Regions from separate parts of the Homo sapiens genome. Here region 1 is linked to region 2. The links are chromatin contacts, found by Hi-C or POLR2A ChIA-PET in ENCODE. All regions are on one chromosome and are shown on one strand. Each heading gives the region's core, a stretch centred on a gene start or an enhancer-like site at or near the end of the contact. The rest is flanking DNA. Distances are from core to core; before and after follow the strand shown. Region 1 holds the start of NEUROD1 (neuronal differentiation 1). Region 2 has its middle 100 kb from the start of ITPRID2.

What was found. A loop is a pair of places that touch in the nucleus more often than their neighbours do. ChIA-PET counts read pairs that join two places held with the same protein, here RNA polymerase II (POLR2A). Pooled maps may share reads with other maps.
Region 1: a pooled map shows a loop between it and region 2 (3-fold over the local background). The contact joins the promoter of NEUROD1 here to the enhancer-like site in region 2. A Hi-C loop is called at or near these places in 3 of 37 single-sample maps with no recorded cell type and 4 of 50 pooled maps. POLR2A ChIA-PET finds 5 or more read pairs at or near these places in 1 of 52 experiments (H1).

What each region holds. Positions count from the first base shown.
Region 1 is chr2:181,675,793-181,682,062 of GRCh38, forward strand. NEUROD1 (neuronal differentiation 1) reads right to left here and starts at 4,725. Exons shown (of 2, transcript NM_002500.5): 1 at 4,638-4,725; 2 at 675-3,079. The coding sequence starts at 3,068. The coding sequence ends at 1,998. RefSeq lists an enhancer at 5,375-5,951.
Region 2 is chr2:181,787,515-181,793,485 of GRCh38, forward strand. No RefSeq gene overlaps it. Among named protein-coding and RNA genes, the nearest start is that of ITPRID2, 100 kb to the right of the region's middle. RefSeq lists an enhancer at 3,209-4,408. Within about 2 kb of position 3,922, at least 9 of the 41 ENCODE cell types and tissues checked have a DNase peak (open chromatin) inside an H3K27ac peak, as active enhancers do.

The DNA of each region.
Region 1 (6,270 bases), core at 3,475-5,974, 110 kb before region 2:
AGTGTGTTCTTCAGTACAAATAATCCATTATGCTTTTTCTTGGAAAAATGATGGAAATCATCACAAGATGTTAATAGAACAATTATAAAATGTTACTTCTCTTGGATTCTTTAAATTAATTAACTCATTTCCCTTTGGTACTTCCTAAAGGTGTATAAATTTTTCTGGGACAGTACTAGTTTGCAAGATAAAACTGTTTAGTTCAGAAAAATGTACAGATAACAGAAGACCAAGAAAATAGTAATGTTTTATACATCTTAAATGTATAGACAAACTAAGCTAGGATACTTGTTTATGTCTTGCTTGTTAATAATTATTAAAATCCACCTTTTAAAAAAAGAAATAGAAGAAAACATGTAACAATCATTTTTAAAAATGGAAATAAAAAACCTAAAGGCTAAGCCACTTAAAACAAAGAAAAAAACACACTGTTTGTACTGCCGTCCAGTCCCATATTCCAAATAATGAAATATCAGTTAGGTCTTTTCATTATCTACATAGAACTGGTGACTCCCTGTGCAAGATAAACAGACAAGAGCATATGCCAAGGTAAACTTTTTTCTTTTCTTTTATTCTACATATAGTGTTTAGTATTTTTTAACTCAGCAAAAAAGCAACTACTTTCCCCAAAAATAAAAACAGAATCCCTTTAAGAAGAAATGCAACAATTGCTCTCACTTTCAATACTATTTTATTGCAACTGGATGAATGTTTTCTAAATTGTGCATTACACCATAATATACAGGATTACAAACAAAATTACAGTACAGATCGATTCCAGTGGTACCAGCATCACATCTCAAACAGCACTTATTCTGGACTGCATTTTACATGCAATAGCTATTGTTCTAATTATGAATTAAATGGTTTGAATTTATTTAAGCTACTGTACTAATTGACTACTATAGATATAAATCCCAACATTAACAACCTGATTAGATTTAGGCTCAGATTTATTACATGAATATATGACAAACCACCATTTTTGTGACTATGTATAAAATCATGCATTTATATTTTCTGGAAACATCAATAGCTTCAGATTCTCTGTAAAATCATGGAATGCAAAGGAGTAAAAGACTAAAAAGTAACAGTGCAAATTGTATGTGATAGTCAAGCAGCTTTTGATTTAAAGAAGGGTATGTTGGCATTTATTTATAATATGTATATACAAGCTTGTGCAAGTAATGTGTTGAATTGATATGTTTTGATAGGGAATGTATCTCTTAATTTTTTCTTCTCTTGAAAATTATGATTCTGGTTTTTATTTTAGGGAGACGGAAAGACTTTAAAGTGAAATGAATTGCTCAAATTGTGCAATTTTTTTTTTTTTTTTTTTTTTTTTTTTTTTTTTACAATTGGAGAGGAAAGAAGTGCTAAGGCAACACAATAACTTTCTAAGCACTTTTCTGCTGGTTTAAATTAGTTAAATTATTTTGTATAAATTAGATATAATTCTACTTTTCTGATATGTATAAAAATTGATGAAGCTGCATGGTTTTAAAATAGGAAATCCACATTATAAAAAGTCATTAAAAATTCTGTACAAAATCACAACAAAATAATTCAGCATGGGAAAGGTAACAAGTAGTAAAATGCTGGTTGAAAAATATATATTTATATATATTTTAATTGGCCCATTACTAGTTTAAAAATTGCATAGATCCTAATTATTGCTTGTGATTTTGTTATCCCGATCAGATAATTAATACGATCTGAATACAGCCACACCAAATTCGTGGTGTATTTTTTAAACTTTACTGTATTTTTTTATTTTTTAAATAGAAGAGCTATAGAAAATAATACATAAGGTGAACAGGAACTTTGATCCCCTGTTTCTTCCAAAGGCAGTAATGACAATAAATACATATATCACTTGAAGCTTGGAGTATTTGCACTTTGCAGCAGTAGTACCCAAAGGGCTGCCTTTTGTAAACACGACAGTCACTGTAAGCACAGTGGGTTCGTTTCCCGGAAATGGTGAAACTGGCGTGCCTCTAATCATGAAATATGGCATTGAGCTGGGCACTCATGACTCGCTCATGATGTGAATGGCTATCGAAGGACATAATATTGTCTATGGGGATCTCGCAGCGAGGGGCAGCGGTGCCTGAGAAGATTGATCCGTGGCTTTGGGCCCCTGCCAGTGTCGCTGCAGGATAGTGCATGGTAAAGGCATAATTTTTCTCAAACTCGGCGGACGGTTCGTGTTTGAAAGAGAAGTTGCCATTGATGCTGAGCGGCGGGCTGAGGGGTCCATCAAAGGAAGGGCTGGTGCAATCAGTCAGAGGGCTTTCAAAGAAGGGCTCCAGCGCTGCGCTGTAGGCGTGCGGCGGAGGCTTAACGTGGAAGACATGGGAGCTGTCCATGGTACCGTAAGGCGGACTGGGCAGCCCAGGCGACTGGTAGGAGTAGGGGTGTACAGGGAAGGAAGCGCTGGCCGTCGGCAGGTGGGGGGGCATGTCCTGGTTCTGCTCAGGCAGAAAAGTCCGAGGATTGAGTTGCAGGCAGCCCGCAACCAGGTTGGTGGTGGGTTGGGATAAGCCCTTGCAAAGCGTCTGAACGAAGGAGACCAGGTCTGGGCTTTTGCCTGAGCGCAGGATCTCCGACAGAGCCCAGATGTAGTTCTTGGCCAAGCGCAGAGTCTCGATTTTGGACAGCTTCTGCGTCTTAGAATAGCAAGGCACCACCTTGCGCAGGTTGTCTAGCGCCGCGTTCAGTCCGTGCATGCGGTTCCGCTCCCGGGCGTTAGCCTTCATGCGTCTCAATTTAAAACGCTCCAGGCGAGCCTTAGTCATCTTCTTCTTTTTGGGGCCGCGTCTCTTGGGCTTTTGATCGTCATCCTCCTCTTCCTCTTCTTCCTCCTCTTCCAGGTCCTCATCTTCGTCCTCCTCCTCTCCCCCGTTCCTCAGTGAGTCCTCCTCTGCGTTCATGGTTTCGAGGTCGTCCTCCTTCTTGTCTGCCTCGTGCTCCTCGTCCTGAGAACTGAGACACTCGTCTGTCCAGCTTGGAGGACCTTGGGGCTGAGGCTCGCCCATCAGCCCACTCTCGCTGTACGATTTGGTCATGTTTCGATTTCCTACATTCAACAAGGGAGAGGCAAACAGAAAGAAAAGCAGAAAAACGCTATATTCAAAAGCCAGATACGCCTTCAGCTTCCACTCCCTAAACCTGTACAAATGCTTGCGAAAAGTACCTGCCCATTACAAAATGAATGCCTCTGAGAAAAAGTTAAATGCAGTGTTTTATAATGGCGCGTGCGTGTGCCCCGCTAGTACGTAGGAGTGAGGACAGGACTGGGGGAGGGTAGTGAATATGTATATGTGTACACCACTCACGCATATGTGTTTGTATCCTAGTGATTAACTTAAATGTGTTTATGGTGGTTGCCCGACAGGATAATGTGTGTGGAAATGACTGTACATTTCAGCGACTTCATGTTTATCCAAATGTGTTCAAAGTTACTCACAACTCCATAAAAAAAAAAAAAAGCTGTAAAATCACACATTCTACTTCCATTTCTGTCCTGGCTTCCAGATACTTAGCGATTTAAGTTGAACAGCCATTGCGTAATTTACTAATACTGGCAGCGATTTTTAAGAAGATTACATCGACGGGATACTGAAAAGCAAATGCAGAAAGGAGGAAAAATAGTTTCCACCAAATTGTTTCACCATCAATGTAACATTTGGCAACAAAAGTGGACAGGGTCTTCCACCCCTCCCTCGCCTTTCTTTTCTTGCCTTCCATCTCTGGCCCACCGCTAAATTTCCACCTTGTACAAAAGCGCTAGCTGCAGGGCGAGGGCTGGGGGCGCGGCGCAGAGCGCTCTCCCACGCGCCGGGGATCAGGTGCGGAAGGCTCCTCTCTAATAAACAGCCCATTGAAAGGGCCGCCCGCTCTTTATTGGGGCTTTTCAAAGTTCGCCTCAAACCTCCCTTTAAAAGATTGAGTAATTATAATGGTCAGCGATTGGCAACCGCGAAGTTGCCGCTTCTAGTAAGGAAAATAAAAAGCCTTTAGTAAAACAACTGAATTTCTGGCTCCAGTAGTGGCTGCTGGGGACTTGGCCGCCTCTGGAGCGGTAACAGGTAGCAGGAGTGAGTCCCTCTCCCTTTCTCCACTTTCCCCCCTCTCAACTAAACTATCTCTGAACCTGATTTATTTTCCATGGTGTGAATACTCAAGGTATCCATGTCCCTTTCATTCACTGAAAACACAGCTTGACACTCCCAATGTGCGTAAAATACATGCACACAAAATATATATTGATAACATAGATTTTTTTTTCTTACTGTAAGAAGTGAGAAAGTGAAGTCATTATTGCTTTTGGGACTTTAAAATCAGCACTAGCAGATAATCATAGTTACCGTGCATTCTTTTAAAAAATCCAAGAAGCTCCTATGCTATCCACAAAAGAAACCCAAATTTTTAAAATTTAAATTAGAAAGCCTGCAGGGGGTACTTGAGTGACACGACTCATTATGTGTGAGTACTTATGGGCAATTATGGAGGGGGATGCTGGTCTCAATACACATACACACTCTCGCAAACGCACACATACAGAATATGTAGGTTCATCAGTCTTCAGTTATTGCTTCTATTCTGGGGCAAAAAAATGAAAGAACTGTAATTACCTTTGTTGTTAGTAGGTCCTGAGCAGTGATAGTCTCATAACCCTGGGGCCTCCGGACGCCGCGCCTCCTGCGTGGGCGAATTCCTCGTGTCGTGGCCGCGCGGGCGCTCAGGTTATATAGCCCAGTTAGTGATGCTAAGCGCGGGCGGGGCCGCTAGCTGAGGGGCTAGCAGGTCTATGCGCCTGACGCCTGCGCACGCGTCCAGGCTGTGCGCTCCCCGTTCTCCCCTCCTCCCCACTTCTCCCCACGCCTTGCTCGTCTCCCGCCCTCCTCCGACAACCGCTCCCCTCACCCTCCACCCCTACCCCCGCCCCTCCTCCTTCCTCCCCGGCATGCGCCATATGGTCTTCCCGGTCCAGCCAAGAGCCTGGAACCACGTGACCTGCCCATTTGTATGCCGCGGAGCGCTCCATTCCGGCCCCTTTGTGGCCAGAAGAAAGTGGCCCATCTGTCGCCAGTTAGAGACTCCGCGGACCTGTTTTTACCCGCAGGAGAGATTAACCCTTTCAGGCGGCAGAAGGGACGGGGATAGAGGGGGGAGGGGATTTGAGGGAAGGAAGGGAAAAGCTAATGTTAACTAGGTCTAGATCAGAGCGAGTGGCCTGCTTTCGCGCCGGAAGTAGGACAGAGGTGAAAGAGGCAGAAGCGGGGAGACTGAGGCACGCAGTGAAGAGTCCTCGCTCCTTTCGATTTCTTGTCCTGACACTGGCATCCAGAGCAGCATGACTCCTTGCCCTCTCTGAAAGGCCCATCCCTTGGCTTCTTCTCCTTGGCAGACGCTTTGATCATTGGCGCCAAAGGATGGCTTCTCCTAATCTCCGTCGGCCCCTCTAAGCAAACATATACGCCATATAAAAGCGGCTTCATCTGTAAACGCAGCGTTGAGATTAGTTCCCCAACCTCCCTAACCGGATCGTCCTCTCCCAGTTCCTTCAGTACAGAAAAGTTGTACCTGCCATTCTATCCCTACCATACGTGCAATTCTTCATGTCCTGACCTTCAGCTACGACTGTTCCTCCAGACCCTCTCACTACGTCAGTCCCCACCTCCATCCCCAGGATCTTGTCCTCAAAGCGAGCTAGTTCTCGCGAGGAGGCCTTGGTTCCATTGGCCTTTGCGCTCTCTTATGTGGGAGCTGGGGACTTCTTTGACGGTTGTATTCTGCCTTTTAACCATGGCCACTGGGTTGCTGGAAAGGGCACCCTCACTCAGCCAGTCCAGGGACGCTTCTGGTTCCCTGGCCAGCCCGCCCTGGACGGCCTCGGCTCTCTAGTCCAGGCATTGACCACAAGTACGGTGGTGGACACCTCGCCACAGCCGGACCTGCGCTCTTGCTCCCCTCAGTCTCGGGTCTGTATAAGATACTTGATTCAGACAAGCGTTTTCAAAGAGAAGATGCAATGGGCCTGTGCTGAACGGGTCTTTCCGATCTCTTTCTAGAAACGCCTTTAGCACAACCCCGGAAGGATTAATGGCTGCGAACTCCTCCAGACTTCAAAGCCTCTGATTTGAAACTCCCAACTTGAAGGTCAAGCAAAGACCACAGAAATTCTCGACCAGTTCTGAAGGAGCCATATTGTTGCCCAAATAGCAATTCTTTACTCTTTTCGAACAAGGGTTTTCCAGAATAATA
Region 2 (5,971 bases), core at 2,672-5,171:
CTGTGGATGCTGGGGTAGACCTGTCTGAGGTGAAGTGATCACCACTGATACCTCTTCAGCACTAGGGAGGGCTCTAATTCCTCTTAGCGCAGGTGACACCAGTCTGTGAGTTTAACAAGATCTCCTTGAAGGCCTGGAAATAATATAAGTCTAATACAAAGTAACCAACAGCTATTATCAGTGGTGGTTACTTAGGATTCACAGACCCAACTGGACTGCAGAGTTCCTTACACACTCCCACAGCTTCTGGGATCATGGAGACCAGCTCAAACCCACAAATGGGAGTCTCCAGACACCTCCAAACACTAGTCTAGGCCTGTTTATTGTGGTTCCTGTTGTTTTAAATGAAGTCATACTTGTTTCATTGATTGACAGTGGCACTATCTGTTTCCTTCAGATGAGATACCACTTCCCCCTCAGCCTCTACTTGTGTGTTATATGACAACAGTGGCCTGGAAGAGATCATCACAGTTGTTCCCCTTATTTATCAAAATCCCGATTGTTTTATTTTAAACAGCACACATCTGAGCTAGTAACAGTTTGGTCCAAGCAGCAGAGCACAAACCCAACACCAATTTCCTGTCACAGCCTCACCTGCAATGGGAGATGGGAGAACGATGAGATTGATAGGTCCCTCCTGTCACAGCCTGGTCTCAATTCCTAGACTCCTGTGAACAACTATCTGGATTAAAAAAAGACAAACTAGCTGGGCACGGTGGCTCATGGCTGTAATCCCAGCACTTTGGGAAGCTGAGTCAGGTGAATCGCTTGAGCCCAGGAGTTTGTGACCAGTTGGGCAACATGGTGAAACATTGTCTCTACTAAAAACATAGAGATTAGCTGGACGTGGTGGCATGCACCTGTAGTCCTAGCTACCTGGGGAATTGAGGCATGAGAATTGCTTGAACCTGGGAGGTGGAGGTTGCAGTGAGCTGGGATGGGCCACTGAACTCCAGCCTGGGCAACAGAGTGAGACTCCATCTCAGAACAAAACAAGAGACACAAACCTTCCAAGAACAAGATTTTTTTTTTTTTTAAATCATAAGGCAGTCTAAACTAAGACTAGGGCAGAGAAGAATTCTCTAAATCTCCAGGGCTGAAGTCTGCTAATAGTCTCAATTATGGAATCAAGTAGAACTGAATATATCTGTCTGAAGCAGCAGCACTTGGGTTAAATTTTTATAATCCAGAGATTCCTGAAAATATGGGTTTCCATCTATATCTTCAAGATTTTAAAAGCTCACCAAAGTCAATTCTCCCAGAGCAAAATGAGGTATAAACTGCCCACTACCCCTCTCGGCTTGTCAGTTTTCAATCTTCAAAATTATTGGAATCAAATATCCACTATACATAATTAAATATGTGTACTACTAAAGACATTAGTATTTATTACTAACATGAATAATATCTGTCCTGTCTGTATCATGCACCACTGTGAGGCCTGAAAAAAAGGGGATGTAGTGCAAGAGTAACACAGTAGCACTAGTAATACCATCAAGCAGGGATAGCCCAAGCGCAGTACTGTTACACACATGGTTTTGAAAAGCAGGTTGCAAACCATAAAATGATCCAAAGGTTAGGTAATTCTGTCACCTTTCCCTTCCTTACTGAGGCTAGCTGTTCTGGTGAACATATTTGGATTCAATTCAATGTTTTATTGAGTGTCTTCTAAGTACAAGTTAGTATGATAGGTGGTGAAACTCAAACTATCCCCTTGGCTCAAAGCAACATTTTCAATGTTACTGCTCAGCCGCACTTATACACAGCCTGGAAAACCTGTAAGAGCTCTGCTGCTGCTGAAGACCAAGGATTTCTTTTGTTTTTCTCCATTTTCCTTAGTCATTTTACATGAACAGGGAGAAAGAATGTTAGGATCTTCCTTCATCTAACAAATGAATCATTTTGTTTTGTTAGCATGAATACTATCTGGAACATACAGCTATAATGGTAAAGACTGAATTCTAGAGTCAGCAGACCTGTTTTCAACTCTTAACAGTTGAGTTATTTAACATCATCAATTCAATTCAGACTTTGATCGTATGTCAAATTGGATTGAGGATAGGATCTATCTCATGGGAAGGCTGTGAAGATTAAGGGGGATAACAAATATGAAGTATGTAGCGCAGTAAGGACTCAAATATTAATCATTTTAAATTAGTAATTGTATTATTTCTAAACTGGGTGCTTGCTAAAGAAGATACACAGATTGTAAAATGAGATCTCCATTGTCAAGTATAGAATCCTTCTACATGGAATAAGCTGTACACCAATAATGTCATTTACCCTAAGAGACATATAGAAACTCTTTGTTATCCAGAATGCCATCTATGCAAAATATATTTAAGAGATGGGAAGTGAAAAATGAATCAATGCAGCTAAACTAGGTACCAGACAGTACATATATACCTTGTACAAGTGATGGGTCCAAAATAGTAGATGACTAATTGCCAACAGTAGATTTTTGTTGTAGTTACCTACAAGAGTAATCATGATTCTTCTCATGTGGCACTATTATTATTGATCTTTCACAGAAAGAGTCATGTTATCCATGCTCATGTGCAATGGACAAAGCTTTTCCAACTTCGTCCTGTTCTAGATGTTACATGCCAGAAGTTCACTCCTGCAATCAGCAAGTGGGACACAGGTAGAGAAAGACAGAGATTTCAAAGCCACACAGACAGAGCAGTCATTCCCAGACAGTCACTAACTCCACACCCACATTCAGTAGAGAGCACTGAAGGAAAGCCTTATCTGCACTTTCGAAGCTGATACGACAGATTTTAAGGTCTATCACTGAGCATCTGTGGACTCAGAGATAGAGAATGTCCTGAAAAATAGTAATAAGGTCCATGATAGAAGGAAATAACATGAGCTAAAATACACATAAAGGATTTAGAAGAGTTCTGCGAATGTGGAAAGTCCTTAAGAAAAGTGAGCTTTTATTATTATTTTTTGTAGGAAAAAAGCGACTTGGACCCACAAAACAGCAACAATGGAAACTGGACAGCTGAAAAATATGTAGAACCATTGGCAACTTAGAAATTTAGACCCCCAAATCACCAAAGAATATTTTATTTTTTCAACAGAACAAATTCCTTAGTAGATAGGGGCACTTGTAATACACTTGAAGACTTTCTTGTGGTTGATTTCATGTGTGGGTTAACTCTAAAGTAATCTGCATATACAGATTATTCCTTAGTTTTAAATTTGTCATCTTTATAAAGTTCCAACCTAAAACCCTTCCAGGTATTATTACACCCGAGAGTATACGGATCTACCTTAGCTGTTAAAGTCTGAGGGCCCACCCAGAGCGGGCAGATCAGATAAGCACGTCACCCCACAGGAAGCTGCTTTCAGTTGTTTGCTGGGGCATGCCTTGGTATCAGTCACAGATGTTACTCAAAGATGAGACCCCTTCAGCCCTTATTCAAAGCCCTTTTACTCTTCTTTGTTCCAATTCTGTAATAAACATTTATCGAATTTTAGATACTGACAAGGCCAGGAATATATGTCTGGCCAGCCACAGCCAGGTAAACATCATACGCAAACTAAAAGACAAATGCAGTCAGGGGAGCTGTGAACACGTTCAAGCCCCTGAACTATGACCTGTGCTTTGAGTTCTGTGTGAGACTGAAAAAGACAAACAGAAGAGTTGCCTGTTAGAGATAGTTTTGTTTTTCTGGTTTTAAAGATATAATCCTTAGATTTGTAAATCATTCTTGGTAAGGGGGAGACACTGCTTTCCAGTTGTCTACCATTTCACTTACCTGAACTTTTTGAATGCACAGTCCTATACATTCTTTGTCAGTACATTGATTTTAAAGTCGTTTTATAAAAGTTAATGACTCACGGGGCCATCTGTGCAACTTAAACACAATGGCAACCTATGCAGGTGGTTGCTGTGTGTCATATACTGTGCCTGCTGTGTATATTTCTTCTAATTAGTCATACATCCTGAATCAGTTAAGGATGACTGTGGTGAGAAATACAAATCATACCAGGACTGCTTTTAGCCTGACCTATGGTGAACTTGAATGAGTAAAGTACTCCCTGGAGAGAAAATTGCTCACTGTATAGGTAGGCGTACTCCTTTCTTTCAAGGCAACAGGATACATTTAACAACAAGGAAAAAGGAGTTTATCAAATATATCCTGAGTAAGACCCTTTGGTGGCGGGTTGTTTTTCAGGCTCAATTTCTTGGCTTCTCAGATCTATCCTTTAGAAAAAAAAAAAAAGAGTAGTCCAAAAGCTGAAATTCATCAAGAAACATATCCTGTTCATGAAGGAGTCCTAGTGGAGGATGGAAACAACTTTAATTTAGGTTCTAGTAAGCAGTCTGGGATGATTTTCAGATAAACCATGAAGCCATCAACTTGTATTTAATTTGCTGTCATAAAATTTAATTACTCTCAAGCAAAACAAGTTCTAATTAGATGTGATATGAAAAAATTAAAACACAGCATATTAACAAGTGAAACTGATCTCTAGATAATAAAAGTGAGAGAAAGTACATATTGAACTTAAGGAGTGGTCTGGAAAGAGTACCAACAACTAAACGAGGAAAATTTAGTGTGGTCGTGGTAGGAGGAAAGGTAGCCAAAGGAAAGAATCCTGTGTTAATGAGCCTCTGGTCAGTGACTGAGACTGTAGAAAAGAGTAAAAAATAAAATGAAAAAAGTCAAAGGAATTCTAGGTTGTCTGCACTCACCTCATTATACAACAGATGAAGAAACTGAGGCCTCTCATGGCAAAGTGACTTGTTCAAGGACACAAAGCAAGACAATGTTATTACTAAGGCATATGTGTGTCCTCTTCTTCATTGTTAGGTAATGTATGCTAAAGTATAGTGGGCACTGTCTTCATATTTGGATGTGAAGAGAGGCAGTTTCTAGTAGTATTTAAGATGATAGGTAGACTACCAATAAAATAATTTGCTAAATATACATGATACTCATTTAAAATAGATTCCTTCTACCAGTAATGTCACAACTGGTAGTGTATGGAGGGTTTTGTCCATGTAATCCAAATTTGTGGCAAATTTTAGAAATTTTTCTTGGGAAAGGATATTTAATAAGAAAGTGATACAAACTTGAAATATAGCTTTAACAATCAATAAATTATCTAAGTACTTTTAAATGGACTGGAAGACCGAAGAAGATGTACAGATGGCAAACAAGTGTATGAAAAGGTGATCAACATCATTTGTCACTGGGAAATTAAAAATTAAAACAACAATGAGATTATACTACACACCTATTAGAGTGGCTAAAATTCCAAAAACAGATAATATCAATTGCTGGTGAGGATGTGGAAAAAGGAACTCTCATTGATTGCTGGCAGAAATGCAAAATAGTCTAGCCATTTTGGAAAGCAGTTTGGCAGTTTGCAGGAAGCTAAACATAGTCCTAACATATGATCTAGCAATTGTTCTAGGTGTTTACCCAACTGAATTGAAAACTTATGTCTACCCCCAAATCGCCATGCAAATGTTTAGAGCAGCTTCATTCATAATTGTCCCAAACTGGAAGCAACCAAGATGTTCTTCACCAGGTGAATGAATGAAAAAAAAAAAAAAAAAACTATGGTACATCCATACAATGGAGTACTATTCAGTAATAAAAAGGAAATGAGCCATCAAGGAATGAAAAGACATGGATGAATTTTAAATGCATATTGCTATGTCAAAGAAGTCTGTCTGAAAGGCTATATGCAGTATGATTCCAATTATATGACATTCTGGAAAAGACAAAACTACAGAGATGGAAGCAATTAGTGATTGCCAGAGGTTTGGTGTGGGAGAAGGGGAGCACAGAACAAGTGCGGCTCAGGAGAAGTTTTAGAGCAATGAAGCTATTCTGTATGGTATAACTGTGGATAAGTGTCACTATGTATTTGTCAAAATCCATAGAAATGTACAATAGAGAGAGGAGAGCTTAATGTATACAAATTAAAGAAAAATCATTTATGAGGT